Regions from separate parts of the Homo sapiens genome. Here region 1 is linked to region 2. The links are chromatin loops, found by intact Hi-C in ENCODE. Cell type or tissue: HepG2. All regions are shown on one strand.

Region 1 (8,000 bases), 88 kb before region 2:
CCTGCCAACTTCAAGCTGCCATTCAGAGCATGTGCTCTTGTGAGTTTCCAAATTAGAGCTCATTTTTTTTCTTCAACTTTTATTTTAGAATCAGAGGGTACATATGCAGGTTTGTTAGAAAGGTATATTGTATGATGCTGAGGTTTGGCATATGATCGAACCCATCACCCAAGTAATGAGCATAGTCTCCAACAGGTAGTTTTTCAGCCCTTACCTTCCCACCCCTCTCCCCCAACTAGTAGTTTCCAGCATCTATTGTTGAGAGCTTATTTTTGAACCCACTGCTTGTTTCCTCTGCCGATGGCATTTTCGTGCATATTAAATGCTGTCTCCCTCCCCACTCAGTATGCTGATGGGCTTCATTGAGTTTTAGTAAGAGGAGCATGATTTTCTCTTTAAATCATCCAAACTTAACCTCTCACTCCAGTGAAAATTTTCAAGATGTTTTCTCATGTTGTAGCATTAGAACAATTATATTATTTTGTTGTATAGATTATGTTTCATGGGCCAAATACAAGTCAGTAAGATGTTAGAGATGTTTCAGGACACAGCTTGTCCCTACTGAAGCGTTCTACAATGTATAAGACTAAAGCATTCAGAAATAATTAAAATATTTTTCAAATTCTCGGACAATAAGTGATAAATAAATTTAAAACATCATTTTCCAGAGAGAAAGAGATGAATACATTAAAAACCATTGTTCAAACTTTTCATTGGTCTACAATATAGAATGTAGGATGTTAACATGTAGGGCTTTAGTCAAGTGAAAACTGGACGAGAAAGGGTTTTTTTTTTTAGCATCTTGAATCTTTAGAATTGAAGATAAAGTTTATCCTCATATGAGATAGGTTAGCCTGTTTATTTTTCTCTTTTGTCTGCTGTTAAACTTTTAAATAAATTCAATTAGTGTATATTTTAGAAGCATAATCTTAACTTTAAATGGATTTTCATTGTTGCCTGTTTTCTTAATTACTTGCATCTGCCAGTTTCTGTGCATTTGAGTGATTTGCTTAAGTTGTGAAGTATGACAAAAGCTTAGCATGCGTGTGTATGAAGGAGGGAGATAGGGTGATAATTTTTATATGTAAAAGTTAATTCTTCAGAAATCTTTGTAACTGTGTATTGTCTTGAGAATGGCTGTGTGTGACTCACCTTTTTTTCCTCCGAAAGTAATTTTCAATAAGTATGGCTAATGTGAAATGTCAGATTGAGAACCAGTATTTATTTCAAAGATTTGCTGTTCGGACTACTCTTTTGTCTCTCTGTGACAATTCAAATGTTTATGCATCCAAAAAAATCTCTTTTCAAATGCAGATGGGATATATATTAACTTTTAAAAAAAGATTTCAATTTTCAGTATCCATTGGGCTCTTTTCTTTCTTTATATTTTAACATTTTAGGTGGTGTTCTGATTATGCATTAGGAATTTATCATTGAACTTTTTATTTTTTAAATTTTTTGTGTGGAAATTGTATGATTCACCTTCATGTGTTTTTGAAAAGGGATAGGGCAAAGAGAACTTTGTGGTTAATATTCCTGATCTGTTTGGAGTAGATGACATTGTTGGGAGATATGAGGATCTGTCCAAGTCTGTTAATGAACGAAATGAAAAACTCCAGATAACCTTGACCCGTTCACTGAGTGTGCAGGATGGCTTGGATGAAATGCTGGACTGGATGGGAAATGTGGAAAGTTCTCTGAAAGAACAAGGTCAAGTGCCTTTAAACTCTACTGCTCTTCAGGATATTATCAGTAAAAACATTGTAAGTGACTTTAAAAAAAAGTCCCATTTTCAGTTTTTTAAAAAAACAGTTTTATAAGCTCAAAGTGTAGTTAGATTTAAGATAAACTTAAGGACACAAAAAAGAGACATTTACTGAATATGAGTGTGGAAAGTAATGCTTGCACAAAATCAAGTGTGTAAAATGGTTTATCTGTGAAGAAGTGTAGGAAGGACTTTGTGTACTTTTTCTTGAATATTATTCATTATAGAGGGCTTATGCATACATTGAGTCTTATCTTGTTTATCATTGTTTCAGCCAGCTGCACATGAGGTTAATCAGATCAGTCTTGTCTAGTCTTTTAAGAATTAGGACCATGGCTAATCCCCAGGCTCCATTAGATTCTAGGGGTTGCTGAGTAGCAGCAGCCTCCTGCCTCTTTCGACCAACTAGCCAGCTGTTCTTCACTCTCTCAGAGAGATTTAAGATGGCATTCCTCAAGGGACAGACCAAACTTGTCATTCAGTTTCAACTGTTAACCTTCCTAGGCACAGGTTGTGCAAGCTTATGTTGTTAGGAATAGTCATTTAAAAAAATTCTGTCACATTATTTATAAGCATCATAATAAAAGATATGCAATATTTGGTTTATTTTAGATGTTGGAACAGGATATTGCAGGTCGTCAGAGCAGTATAAATGCCATGAATGAAAAAGTGAAGAAATTTATGGAAACAACAGATCCATCCACTGCATCCTCACTGCAAGCCAAAATGAAAGACTTGTCTGCTCGGTTTTCAGAAGCAAGTCATAAACACAAAGAAACTCTTGCCAAAATGGAGGAGCTAAAAACCAAAGTAGAACTGTTTGAGAACCTCTCAGAAAAGCTCCAGACATTTTTAGAAACAAAAACTCAGGCTCTTACTGAAGTAGATGTGCCAGGAAAAGATGTTACTGAATTGTCTCAGTATATGCAGGTATGCCTCCCTTACTACTCAGGAGGCTAATCAGATAGATTAATAGTTAGGGCAAACTCATATACTTAGTGCCAGAATTATAATTGGCAATCATTTTAATTGCTTATAGATTAGTAAAGATCTATGTTTTACTCCTTTAAGAATTTCAAACCTTATCTTTTCCTTGAAGCCTTTGCTGATTGATTGGAAATAAATATCATTTATCACATGTATCATAGGTAGTATAAGTATCATCTTACGTACCAGAAGCCACAAAGAGACAAAATATAGAATGCATTTTAAATTAAATAAGGTTTACTGTGTTCCCTTTCAAATAGCCTATATGCATGTTTATTATATTTAGAATACTGGCCATAGGCAGACTCATTCTTATGTGAAATTATGAATAGAGCCATTCTGATCCCGCACAGACCTCTGGATGGAATGCCATTTGAAGATCTAGCAACATTTATATTGACTGAATATCTTAATGCTTTGTAGGAATCAACTTCTGAATTTTTAGAACACAAGAAACATCTTGAAGTTTTGCATAGTCTCTTGAAGGAGATATCCAGCCATGGCTTACCAAGTGATAAGGCTTTGGTCCTTGAAAAAACAAATAATTTGTCAAAGAAATTCAAGGAAATGGAGGATACCATCAAAGAAAAGTAAGTACCACTTTAAAAATTATATTTTATTCTATTTATATTAATTAGAGTGAGATACTTGTATTTACTTATATAGATAACTGAAACAATTTTGAAAACTTGAGAATAAGCATAGGGCTACTTTATAGATGTTTTTATATTTTGATCATTTTTTGCTATTAAAGTTAACTGCATTATTTGGTTTAACATTTAGAAGGAAAATTCAATACTTCTTACATAAAAGTGGAAAATGTTGCATAAGAAAAACGATGGCGGTGGTATATTACTGAAAATGATCTAAACTTGCTGTAGTCTCTGAAGCCTAGGGCAAATATCACATTTTTATTTGCAAAGGCAGAAATAACCTTGAACAACAGCTCGTGGTTCTTTGCTTTCTGAGCTCAACTCAGAAACGATGTGCAATTTCAATATGGCCTTTTTAATATAATAGTTTACTTTTTAAAGAGCAGTAGATGAGATATGAACCTGTGAAAAAACACTATTAGAAACAAGTGAATGAACCTAAGTTGAGCTAAAAAGCTGTACAGGGCCTTGTGATTGAGCTTTTGTGTTTCTGATCTCACGTTAGTTTAGAATATACATCGGATTTTGCTAAAGTTTATGTAGAAAAGCCTCAGAACATAGAAAAGTCATTTCTCTTCCAACTACTGTTCTTTATTTCTTCAGAATTCTCTACCTAAAATGTTTGAGTGCTGCCTTTACTTCTCACAGAGCTATATGTTCCATCCTGTCATATGGTATTTAATTCACATTGCGTAGAAGAAATGTTCTTGGTTTTCTTAGGTGATCTCTAGGTTGTTTCTTCTTTCAAATGGGTCCAACTTTAAAATAATGTAGTTATCAGTATTAGTCCAGCTGCAGTGCATTCTTATCTGCCAGTATTCTGCACGCTTGCATATATGTACGTGTCATCCACATGCCAGATGTAACTGTCCTCACAGTTGTTCATGTGCTGGGCATGTGCACTGCCTCCGTGGTGCAGAGCATACAGAACGACCCATACAGTTCACCAGGGAGTTTCCTGAGTCTCTGTAGGGGAGGCACACATGAAAATTCTCTAGTCACTAGGTTTCAACTCATTTTGGGAGACTTGAATCTGGACTACCTGCAGCAGTTTATCCATCCATAAACGTGACTGTAGTATAGTGTAGAAACCAGTAGGTGGCATTATGTTTTCCTCATGTCAGTGATTGTCAACCTTTCCCTTCTGGTTCTGTGCCTGCCGGCATTCAGCATCACATAAAGGGGACAGATCAAAGCTCATTGAATGTAAATAATGTTCAAACTGTTTGTGTATTCTTAGAGTTTATGTAGCATTATAGAGAGTGCCATTACATATGGGCTACAGATTTCTTGAATACTCCTATCTTTATCAATGAACCTTGCCTGAAAAATAGACCAACAGTTATTTAGCTCAGGGGTCCCCTAACCCCTGAGGTATCTACTGGTCTATGGCCTATTATGAACTGGGCTGCACAGTAGGAGGTGAGTGGTGGCAGCAAAGCTTCATCTGTATTTACAGCTGCTCTCCATCTCTCACATTGCTGCCTGAGCTCTGCCTCCTGTCAGATCGTCAGAGGCATTAGATTCTCATAGGACCAGGAACCCTATTGTGAACTGCATGCAAGGGATCTAGGGTGCATGCTCCTTATGAGAATCTAATGCCTGATGATCTGCCACCATCTCCCATCACCCCCAGATGGGACTGCCTAGTTTCAGGAAAACAAGCTCAGGCTCCCATTGATTCTACATTATGGCGAGTTGCATAATTATTTTAATATATATTACAATGTAAATATAATAGAAATAAAGCACACAATAAATGTAATGCATTTAATCATCCCAAAACCATCCCCCCTCCCTGGCCTGTGGAAAAAATTATCTTCTACGAAACTGGTCCCTGGTACCTGAAAGGCTGGGGACTACTGATTTAGCTGATTTCAGTTGTCACCTATGAAACCTTTCCTCCTGTATCAAAGGGTTAGAGTACATGGAAGATGGTTTCTTAACATTGTGTGACATGAGAATAATAATTTATTTATTCTTCTTTCTGTGACTTAAATTCTTGTATGATTTTTGTTATGTAGAAAAGAAGCTGTAACTTCTTGTCAAGAACAGTTGGATGCTTTCCAAGTTCTTGTTAAATCATTGAAGTCATGGATAAAAGAAACAACAAAAAAAGTTCCCATTGTACAGCCTTCTTTTGGTGCAGAGGATTTAGGAAAATCTTTGGAAGACACTAAGGTGAATCATTGTTATCTAATACTAAATTTCCATTTGTGTCAATAATGAAAGATTAAAAGACTAATGGTAGTTTTCTTTGATCTAATATCATCTAAGTTTTATCCTCATATATGTACTGTATATTTTGTTGACCTTTGGAAATCATGGCATGGGGCTTAACTAATTCTTTTGGAAAAGGACATAAATTTTCAGTGGATTTGCTTTTTTAAAAAAAGGTGAATTAATGAGTTGCTGACTATTCTAGTAATCAAGTTTCCTTTCCTACCAAATCTCTACTTAGTTTCAGTAATTTTTTATACCACTTCTCATAATATTAAGCAAAACATCCTCTTCACTCAGCATTTTACTCTAGCTTGTATATATTACTATAAAGAGTATTTGGAAAGAGAAGTTATTTGAATCTCCTGCATAAATAGTGCACAAGTCTTTTGTCTTCTGACTCAAGGCTTATGCCTTGACCAATATGGCATTTTTTTTCCCCCATTCCAAATTTGTGGATGTGTGTGTGTGTTTTTGTTTTTTTTTTTTTTCGAGACAGAGTCTTGCTCTTTTGCCCAGGCTGGAGTGCAGTGGTGTGATCTTGGCTCACTGCAAGCTCTGCCTCCTGGGTTCACGCCATTCTCCTGCCTCAGCCTCCCTAGTAGCTGGGACTACAGGTGGCTGCCACCACGCCCAGCTAATTTTTTGTATTTTTTTTAGTAGAGACAGGGTTTCATCATGTTAGCCAGGATGGTCTCGATCTCCTGACCTCATGATCCACCTGCCTTGGCCTTCCAAAGTGCTAGGATTACAGGTGTGAGCCACCTCGCCCGACCGTGTGTGTGTTTTTAAAAGTAATTGAAATTTTTAGGATTAAAATATGCTGTAAAATGAAGTTCTGAATTCCTATTTATTTTTATTGTTCCTAGTACCTTTTATTTGTGACTGGTCTCTTACCTAGTACAGTTTTACAGACTTACAGTTGACAGTTATTTTGGAACCCATAGCAGCCAGGAATAGCCTGACTCCCACTTTGGCTAGGATTTTACTTGCCACTTCTGAAACCTTTGAAGGCAGAATGGGCCATACATACCCAACCGTTAACTGAGATAACAGTCACCTGGGCTGTGGGAACAAATAGGTGCCTTTTTCTTTCATCGACTCCCTCACAAATCAGGGTCTACAATTATTACTACTTTAAGATATGTTTAAGAAACTGAATTATAATGTGCAACTCTGAAAATATTAAGATGGAAAAATAATGTGTTTTTATATCTCAAGAAATTACAAGAAAAGTGGAGTTTAAAAACACCAGAGATTCAGAAAGTAAACAACAGTGGGATCTCACTATGTAACTTAATAAGTGCTGTGACCACCCCTGCAAAGGCAATAGCAGCAGTTAAATCAGGTATGAGCTTTATTTACATTTATGGCAAAAACTAAGAATCAGGTTTACTCATGTCAATTTTGTGTATGTTATTTTTTAAATTAATGCATAAAATAACCTCAGAAATACAAAGTGAAAGTGACAAGAAACATGGCATCTGTAAGCACACTGTGCTGGGAATGTATCTGTACTAATCAAATTTCAAATCCTTCTTATGTTTTATTTTATTAGACTGTATTTAAAATGTAGCTAAATTAATATGTAAGAATAAGGAATGTTATATTGGGGAAGGGAACAGATCATATTCAAATTTGTTTGCTTTTTACCTTAATTAAATGGAGATATTGAAATTCTATTTAAAATATTTAATTATAATATTTGATAAAGAAATGAGTCTGGGCAGCTGGGAAAGAAGTGAGGGAAGGAAATAGGCCCTTTTCTATAGCGTGGGCACTCTGTTATTTTATTCCTGCGTATTTTATTCTGTACATCATTCCCAAAGAAAACAATTATGCAGTATGTGAGCCGGCATATCTGTATCGCAATCTAAGTCATGGTTGAGCCACCTTTCTCAATAAAATGGGAGATTCATGTGTAAATATTGATTCTAAAATTAATTTAAGCAAGTTATGGGTATAGTTTTTAGTTTGAAACATACAGTAACAAGTTTTTTTAAAAAAATAATGGGCAGAAGGCAGCTCTGATATCTTTTTTCTGAGAGTTCTGAGTATCCTCTGTGGGGTATCTAGTCTGACCAGCCCCCAGCTGTCCCTATTGTGATACTGATGTTCCAGCTGGGCCCTTCTCAGCCAACCATTTATTCCACTCTATTAATCCTATTTCAGGGACTACCCATATTATAATGGTGTGATGATTTCTCCTTTTTCTTCTAATCAGATTTCCTGAAGTGTGAAGTTTTGTTGTTTTTTTTTTAAGAAGAGGAATTCTACTGTGCTTTATTTATTTTAGCTCTTCATGTCCCCTTTATATTTGCCATAAATATCAAGTGTTTTTTTTGTTGTTGTTGCTGTTGCTTTGGGATTTTTTT
Region 2 (8,000 bases):
CCCAAAACCTGTTTCTATAATAAAGTGTTGAATATCTTAGGTACTTTATTGAATAGGTGACTGAAGTATGGTTTCTACTGAATCCCTATGGCTTTCGTACCATGGTAAAGTCAAAAAATCCTAAGTCAAGTCATTATAAGTCAGAAAGCATCTATAATTCATCTCCATTTATTAGGGATGCCTCTGTTAATGCCTCTTACCTGTTTATTAGTCCCAAGAAGAAATTCGCATTTTTTTCTTGTTAAATATTTAGGAGTTTCAGAAATCACTCGGAGCCAAGCATTCTGTCTACGACACCACCAACAGGACTGGACGTTCTCTGAAGGAGAAAACCTCCCTGGCTGATGACAACCTGAAACTGGATGACATGCTGAGTGAACTCAGAGACAAATGGGATACCATATGTGGAAAATCTGTGGAAAGGTAAAATGTTCTTTAAGACAGTTTGGTTACTCTGTAGACCTCTTTCAAATACACAGTAATGGTGCTTTGCGGGGACATTTCGGGAACCTTAAATATTTCCTTTGCCTGAGGAACTTCTGCTTGTCCTAAGTATCCCACACACATAGCACTTGCATTGAGAAGTCTTTGCTGTTCATTAATTTTTAACTACTCATTACAATAAAAAGTGATATCATTGTCCAAGCTTCTGCCATCTCAGACTTGACTACACCCACTGCTTCTGACTCGTCTTCCCATGTCCACTTTTATCACTTCTTTGACTTAATTTCTACATAACTACTGGATAGTCTTTTAAAAATGTAAATGGAATCTTGTCATTCCCCTCCTTCACACCCTTTGGTGACTTACTACTGGGCATGCATTGAAACACAGGCTTCTTAATGTGACGTGCAAGGTACCACTGATCTGGCCCCAGCATTTCTTTCCAACTCCATCTACCCCTTTCTGATCTCCCTCTTTCTCATTACATTTCCATGAAAACCCAAGACATATTTCAAAAATTTTAAGTATTTAATTGAGTACAATAGTAGTAGAGTTCAAATATATTGTACATGTTTCCAAATTTTCCCGCTGATCCTTAATCTTAATGATTTTTGTCAGTATCAAGATTAAATAGATTATATTCAGTTCTGGGGAACTCACAGTAAGTTTTTGTCATGTTAGTTTTGAAAAAATCCTTTTTTTTTTTTTTTTTTTTTTTTTGAGACGGAGTCTCGCTCTGTCACCCAGGCTGGAGTGCAGTGGCGGGATCTCGGCTCACTGCGAGCTCTGCCTCCCGGGTTCACGCCATTCTCCTGCCTCAGCCTCCCAAGCAGCTGGGACCACAGGCGTCCGCCACTACGCCCGGCTAATTTTTTGTATTTTTAGTAGAGACGGGGTTTCACCGTTTTAGCCGGGATGGTCTCGATCTCCTGACCTCGTGATCCGCCCGCCTCGGCCTCCCAAAGTGCTGGGATTACAGGCGTGAGCCACTGCGCCTGGCCCTTGAAAAAATCTTAAATTCCTCAGCCACAGCATGTTACATACCTTTTCCAGTGTTGTATGCATGGTTTTATTTACAAGATTTTTGAAAAGACAAAAAAATAAAGTCCTGACAAACGGATCAATGAATGCTAGGGGTTTGAAGGCGGGGGCAGGGCGTGTCTATAAAGAGACAGCACGAGGAAGATTTTTGGGATGGTTGAACTGTTCTGGATCTTGATTGTGGTGATGATTACGTGAATCTATACATGTGTTAAAATGTATAGAAGTGTATACCAAAAAATGTCAAGTTTACTGCCTGATAATCTAAAACAAAATTTTAAAAATATTTAAACAGTTTAAAAGGCTTATTTTTATGAAGAAACATGAAGGGTCCATGGTTTCCAAAGGTGGGAATTTTCCTGGAACAGATGCCATGTATTTAAGGAATAAGAAAGAAAGTTTAGAAAAGTTTTGTCTTTTTCCTAAGAAGAGCAAAGAAACAACAATGAATACCAACATACTGCTCTTCCCCTTGAGTACCACTCAACCTTCATCAATTAATTTTAGATGTTCAGATATATGAGTGACGTTTTTTGTTGCAAGGATCAATTTTTCTACCTTTTTCCCTAGACAAAACAAATTGGAGGAAGCCCTGTTATTTTCTGGACAATTCACAGATGCCCTACAGGCTCTCATTGATTGGTTATATAGAGTTGAACCCCAGCTGGCAGAAGACCAGCCTGTTCATGGAGACATTGATTTGGTGATGAATCTGATCGATAATCACAAGGTATTGTTATCTGGGACATTTTATTTTATCTTGTTTGATTATTCTGAGTGTACAGGAAATGTAAACCATTTAAATTAGCCTTTTAAAATCAGAAGACTATAGATCATACTACATAACAGTCTTTATTGTTGAAATATGTGTCCGTTTGAGCAGAACCTGGAAGCAAACTTTAAAAGTGATGGGGAAGTATTATTTAGTGTCAGTGAAATACTTTTGCTTTTAATTACCAGATCTAAAACCTTTTTAGAACTTGGAAAGTGATTTCATTCTCTGGTGCTTTAAAACAGATTTCAAGAATGTTTTACTATCTTTAGTTATGCACTTAAACAATTATGTAATAAAATTTAAAATCATTCATTCAGTGACCTGACACTAAGTCATTGCATAAGTATGTAGATTTGTGACATGACCCATGGTGGTCATGACCAACTGCTTTTAAAAATACCGAACCAAAACTGTTTTAACCTTGCCCCTTGAATTATAGCAGTTTATGAGTCAGCAGCTTATGCTATAAGGGATTTGATTATTATTTACTTCGAGAAAACTGGCTTCCTTGAAATCTCCTGATATGCATGTAAAACTGTCATGTCATGTAAATCAAAGGTAATATTCAAGGTGTCCAACTAAGTGTAAGGTCCAAAATAATGACCAAATGATATAAAGCAACTTAGCCTTGGAAACAATATGAAGCATAGTACTAATGTAGAATAGTTGTATTGGAGTTGACTTTATATAAAAATGTCTTACATCACTCTACTTAAATTCATCTTGTATTTCTTCTCTCTAGTATCTGAGTTCAGAAAACTTATTCCATTTATAATGTTCTCTTTATATTGGTTATGCTATTTTGATCTTACCATTCTTTTTAAAAGTCTTATTACATATTTATTTTTCCTTTTTTCTTTCTATTCTATCATTATACCCATAAGAGAGTTTGTTACACCTGAAAAGTGAAACAAACTAAATTAAAATAAAATAAAAGAATAAATAAAGAACATTGGTCAAGTCTACAAAAGTTAAAAATTTAAAAATCACATGGCTTTGCTTATATTGAAATAAATGTTTTGTGTATGGTTAATACAAACTTCTCTATTTCCTGGCATTTATTCAATGAGTAATGAATAGCGTAATGTTACTTTTTACATAAATGCCATTTCTGTAAACTCACTGTCTAAATATTTACTACTCTAGGTAATTGCCAGATCTTTTATATATTAAAGGTCATCAAGAATGAATTAATCATTTAGCATTAGTAATACAACTGGAAGGCTCAAGAAGTTCAAGTATGTAAAAATGCTTTGGAAAGTCTTCTGAAAACTATTGGACTAGTCCTATCATAAATGGGATATTTAGATACTGTACCATTTGCATGTGTGCTTGTGTGTGTGTGAATGTGTGTATTGGTGTATACGTGTGTGTTTGTGTCTTTCTGCAGGCACATCTCATTTTAACTGTTAGAGTTGAATCAGTCAAATAATCACTTTTGTGATAGGCTCACTTTTGTGAATGATCTGAGTATCAGAATAGAAACCTATAGATATGGCCAAATGGTAATATTCATTTATGATGATTTTTTTAAAAACACATTAATTTTATTGTGACAGAATGTTGGTTATTAATGTTTGAAAGATCTAGTTGCATACACAGACTCTTGGATCAAAAATAAAGAGCTCTGGGCTCACTTCTTAGATCAGTCTGTGGCCAAAATAAATGAATTTAATTCCTGGCACATCAGTTTGTCAAAATTAGGCAGGAAAAAAAAAAAAAAAAAAAAAAAAAAAAAAGCAAACCCAGAAGCTTTTCCTCTAAGGTGAAAGACAAGGATTTAAGCCTCTAAAATTTGACATTATGAGTTAGTACCTAAGATATTATGAAAGACCAAGGAGTGTTATAGGAATAAAAGACCATCTGCCAACTTCCTATGGAATTCCCTGCCATTATCTCTAAGACATCCGTGGTACACACATCAAGATTGCTTAGTCCTCTGTTAGGTTCTTAGATACATCTCTTAGAGTAGTGCCAAAGCCAGCATCCACTTGACATTCACACTAGTGATTTGAGAGAAATTGGGACACCATATTAAAGAATCATTAAGAAAAGGAATTTGTTGCATTGTTTTATGAAATTGAAATAATGAAGGCTGGCTGCCATTATTTAAATCCAATATGTCATTTTAAAATAAGATAATCTTATCTTGTTTTCTCATGAGAATGTGACAGGACTGAACAAATTTATACAAGACTCTTCTTGATGGTGCTCAAATAGGAGCAGTGTGTCATTTATCTTCTGAAGATGCTGCCAGAAATATGGTTATTAAACTGTAGGTCTTAGATATCTTTACATGATGTTATGTGCACATATATATCTCAAACAGTATGTGTTGCTGTTTTGGTTTTGTAATTAAAATTAATTTTTCAAAATATGGTCTTCTTAGGCCTTCCAAAAAGAGTTGGGGAAGAGGACCAGCAGTGTGCAGGCCCTGAAGCGCTCAGCCCGAGAACTCATAGAAGGCAGTCGGGATGACTCCTCCTGGGTCAAGGTCCAGATGCAGGAATTAAGCACACGCTGGGAGACCGTGTGTGCACTTTCTATATCAAAGCAAACACGGTTAGAAGCAGCCCTGCGTCAGGTAAAAACCATGTAAATGAGAGCTGGGTGTAATGGGAAAAGTATTGAAACCTCAACAAGAACTATTCTAGTAAAAAATTGTGAGGCCCTCGTGTCTCAATCAGGACAGTCTGAAGAAGGAAATTCTAATAGCAACATTGCCTTGATCCTTCTCCCACCCTCCCTCATGAATTTAAATTACTGCTAGAGGGAGGCATTCTAATCTTCACATACAAGTGCTGCGTGAGTAATGTCTCAGCTTGGAAGTATGATGGACTGCCATTCATCTAAAATCAAGTTGTTAAAGTGGTAAATTTTTCTTCATATAGGCTTTTTTTTTAATATATTAAGTGTTTTCTTGTAAAATATGTGTATCTCTATCTTCTTAATGGGAGTAATGAAGCAATTAAATTTAAAACTTTTTTTTTTTCATTGAAGGGATGAATCCACTATACAGTTTTGTAAATTGTGCTAACAGGCATATTTGGGAATTTTGTTTGGGGTGTGTGTGTGTGTGAACTCTTAGGCAGAGGAATTCCACTCGGTGGTACATGCCCTCTTGGAGTGGCTGGCTGAGGCGGAGCAAACCCTGCGTTTCCATGGTGTCCTCCCAGATGATGAGGATGCTCTCCGGACTCTCATTGATCAGCATAAAGTGAGTAATATATAAATGCTATGTAAAGCTAAATTAGAAAATCAAAGCAGGGAAAATAGACTCGGGATTACAAATATCAACTGCATGAATATTTTCCTTCCTGAGAAATACTTAAACACCTGATACATTTGAGAGTGTACTTCTGTCCACATTGCTTACATATGTATGTCCCCATGCACCCACACACATGTATGTGTACCTGTCTTTTGATGTTTCCTTTTCAGGGAAGGTAGTTACTCTGTTTCCTATCTCAAGGAAGCATATTGATTTATCTAGGCTTTTTGGCTTTTGACCAAAATTGGTCAAGATTGTTGCAGTTATCATGTGGATTTCAAAAATAAAACCTCTTTAACGAGCAGTTTGGCATTTATAAAATTATACCCGTAGGATTGTAAATTAGTAATTTTGCCCTTTGTAAACAAGACACACAGGTAATTTAATAACTCATCTTTGAATCTATTTTTAAGCCTCTGCTGCTTCTGTTTTTAATCAAGAGCCTTTTAAATCCTTTTTAGAAGAAACCTATAGTATACATTAAAAACTTTAAAAATGAATTTCATAAGCCAATATTCTATTGAATAACTAACCAAGTCTAAATCTGGCTATTGAGTTTTCAAATCAAGATCTTTCCTGCGGCAATGCATGAAACTTGCCAAAACCCTTCAGAGAGTAATCCAAATATCTCTTAACAAATGTTTTTTAACCTTTGACTCAAAAAGTCAAGAATTTGAAATGGTAACGCTCAATGTAGTGTTGATGTCAGCATTTCCTATTAACTTTAAAGGATCTTTTAAACACCAGTAAATAATTTTGTCTTTTGAAGTCAGGCTGGAAATACATCATTAATTCTAGTGTAGCATGGATTACATCATGTGTGGAGACTTGTTATGTTAATTAACACCCTCTATCAAAGATGGGTTGCTGAATCTATAGCGATGAAATATTGCCATGTCATTTAAAAAGTGGTACAAGCTTGCATAGCATTTTCTGGAAGAATGAAATGCTATATATTATATACACCGTTTAAATTTGAAGCTAGAATATAAGAAGAAGACAGTTACATCAAATGTATTATAAATTTTTGAGTCAGTTCAATATTTTGAAAATGTAGTTTATATTATATTACTGTGGGCTTACCATCAGCCAGCATTGAGTTCCATTAACATACTTAGGTTTGGGTCTCAGAGTAGCAATAAATATTTGCTGGACACCACTTAAAGCCCATTGTGCATATCTAACACCCTACAGAAAGGAGCCTATTTGTGGTATCACCACTCTCACACCAGGACCAGGAAACCTCCAGAAGGCACGTATCCAGAGCAGGGGTAGTGGTTTTTACAACAAATTATTTTTAAATAGCATAAAATTACCTGTAATTTTATAAAACATTTCTTAATAATATTTTGCAGTAACACTATTCATTCTTTTCCATCTCCTCTGCTTCCCTTCATACATTCACCATTCACCATTCAAAGAAAAACAGAATATTTAATTTCTTAACACCAGAACTGGAGACTTCTTAGCATATCCAGTTTCTAAAAATGGCAAGCTTTCCCACATGAGAACAAACCAGTAAGGTAAGGTTCAGACTAGGTTGGAAGGGCATAGAATTCAGTGGAATGTTGACAGTCCAGTCCACCAAATTCTAGGTATAACCTTGGCTCCTCTAGGTGTAGAAGTGATTGAAAGTACATTATTTGTATCAGCTGTTCTCCAGGGGAAACACAGATGTTAGATTAACCTATTTTTTTCTCTTCCTTATAATGTTGGAGTTTTAAATTTTTTTCATTTAGGAGGATCCTGTATTGGGAAAATGATAATTTAAGTTATGATATTTAAAAAGTAGGTGTTATCAGAGTGTGCTGTCAATTGAACGTTGACTCCATTATAGTAAACTTGTAAATAAAAGGTCTAAAAAGCATTTATTCAGTAAATCACAACTCTTTTGAACCAACTACCGGGAACACAAAAATGAATAAAACACAGTCTTTTAATCTTGTGGACCGAACAGTCTAACATAGCAAAATGCCAGAGTAGGAGGTATGTCACAGAGCTGCTTCACAGAGGTTAAAGACAAAAGGCCACTTAAATTAGAATAAAACATATAAACATATCATATAAATTTAAATTCAGAGAGTACATGTACACGTTTGCTATATGAGTATATTGAGTAATAGTAGGGACTGGACTTGTTTTATACCAGTCATCCAAATGTTAAACACGGTACCCAATAGGTAATGTTTCAACTCTCAGGCCCCTGTGATCCTCCGTGCTTTTTGGAGTCTTCAGTGTCTATTATTTCCATCTTTATGTCCATGTGCGCCCATTGTTTGGCTCCCATTTATACATGAGAACGTGTGATATTTGATTTTCTGTTTGAGTTACTTCACTTAGGGTAATGCCTTCCAGCTCTATGCATGTTGCTGCAAAGTACATGATTTCATTCTTTTTTATGGCTGCATAGTATTCCATGGTATATATGTACCACATTTTTTTTTAATCCAATCAACTGTTGATGGACAC

The links. Peaks named below come from ENCODE experiments on the same cell type or tissue, not always from the same donor. Only the 100,000 strongest peaks of a DNase experiment are listed, where the experiment ranks them.
Region 1: a loop joins it to region 2, with 4 times the contacts of the local background. A loop is called at or near these places in 2 of 110 quality-filtered maps.

What each region holds. Positions count from the first base shown.
Region 1 is chr6:56,567,442-56,575,441 of GRCh38, reverse strand. DST (dystonin) reads left to right here. Exons shown (of 104, transcript NM_001374736.1): 51 at 1,555-1,763; 52 at 2,378-2,695; 53 at 3,176-3,342; 54 at 5,430-5,586; 55 at 6,847-6,973. Among named protein-coding and RNA genes, the nearest start is that of DST-AS1, 270 kb to the left of the region's middle. In HepG2, a CTCF peak has its summit at 4,497 (motif pointing right); a DNase peak (open chromatin) is centred at 4,521.
Region 2 is chr6:56,479,527-56,487,526 of GRCh38, reverse strand. DST (dystonin) reads left to right here. Exons shown (of 104, transcript NM_001374736.1): 87 at 254-423; 88 at 2,056-2,215; 89 at 4,650-4,844; 90 at 5,349-5,477. Among named protein-coding and RNA genes, the nearest start is that of COL21A1, 240 kb to the right of the region's middle. In HepG2, no CTCF peak of the experiment used is centred here; a DNase peak (open chromatin) is centred at 4,776.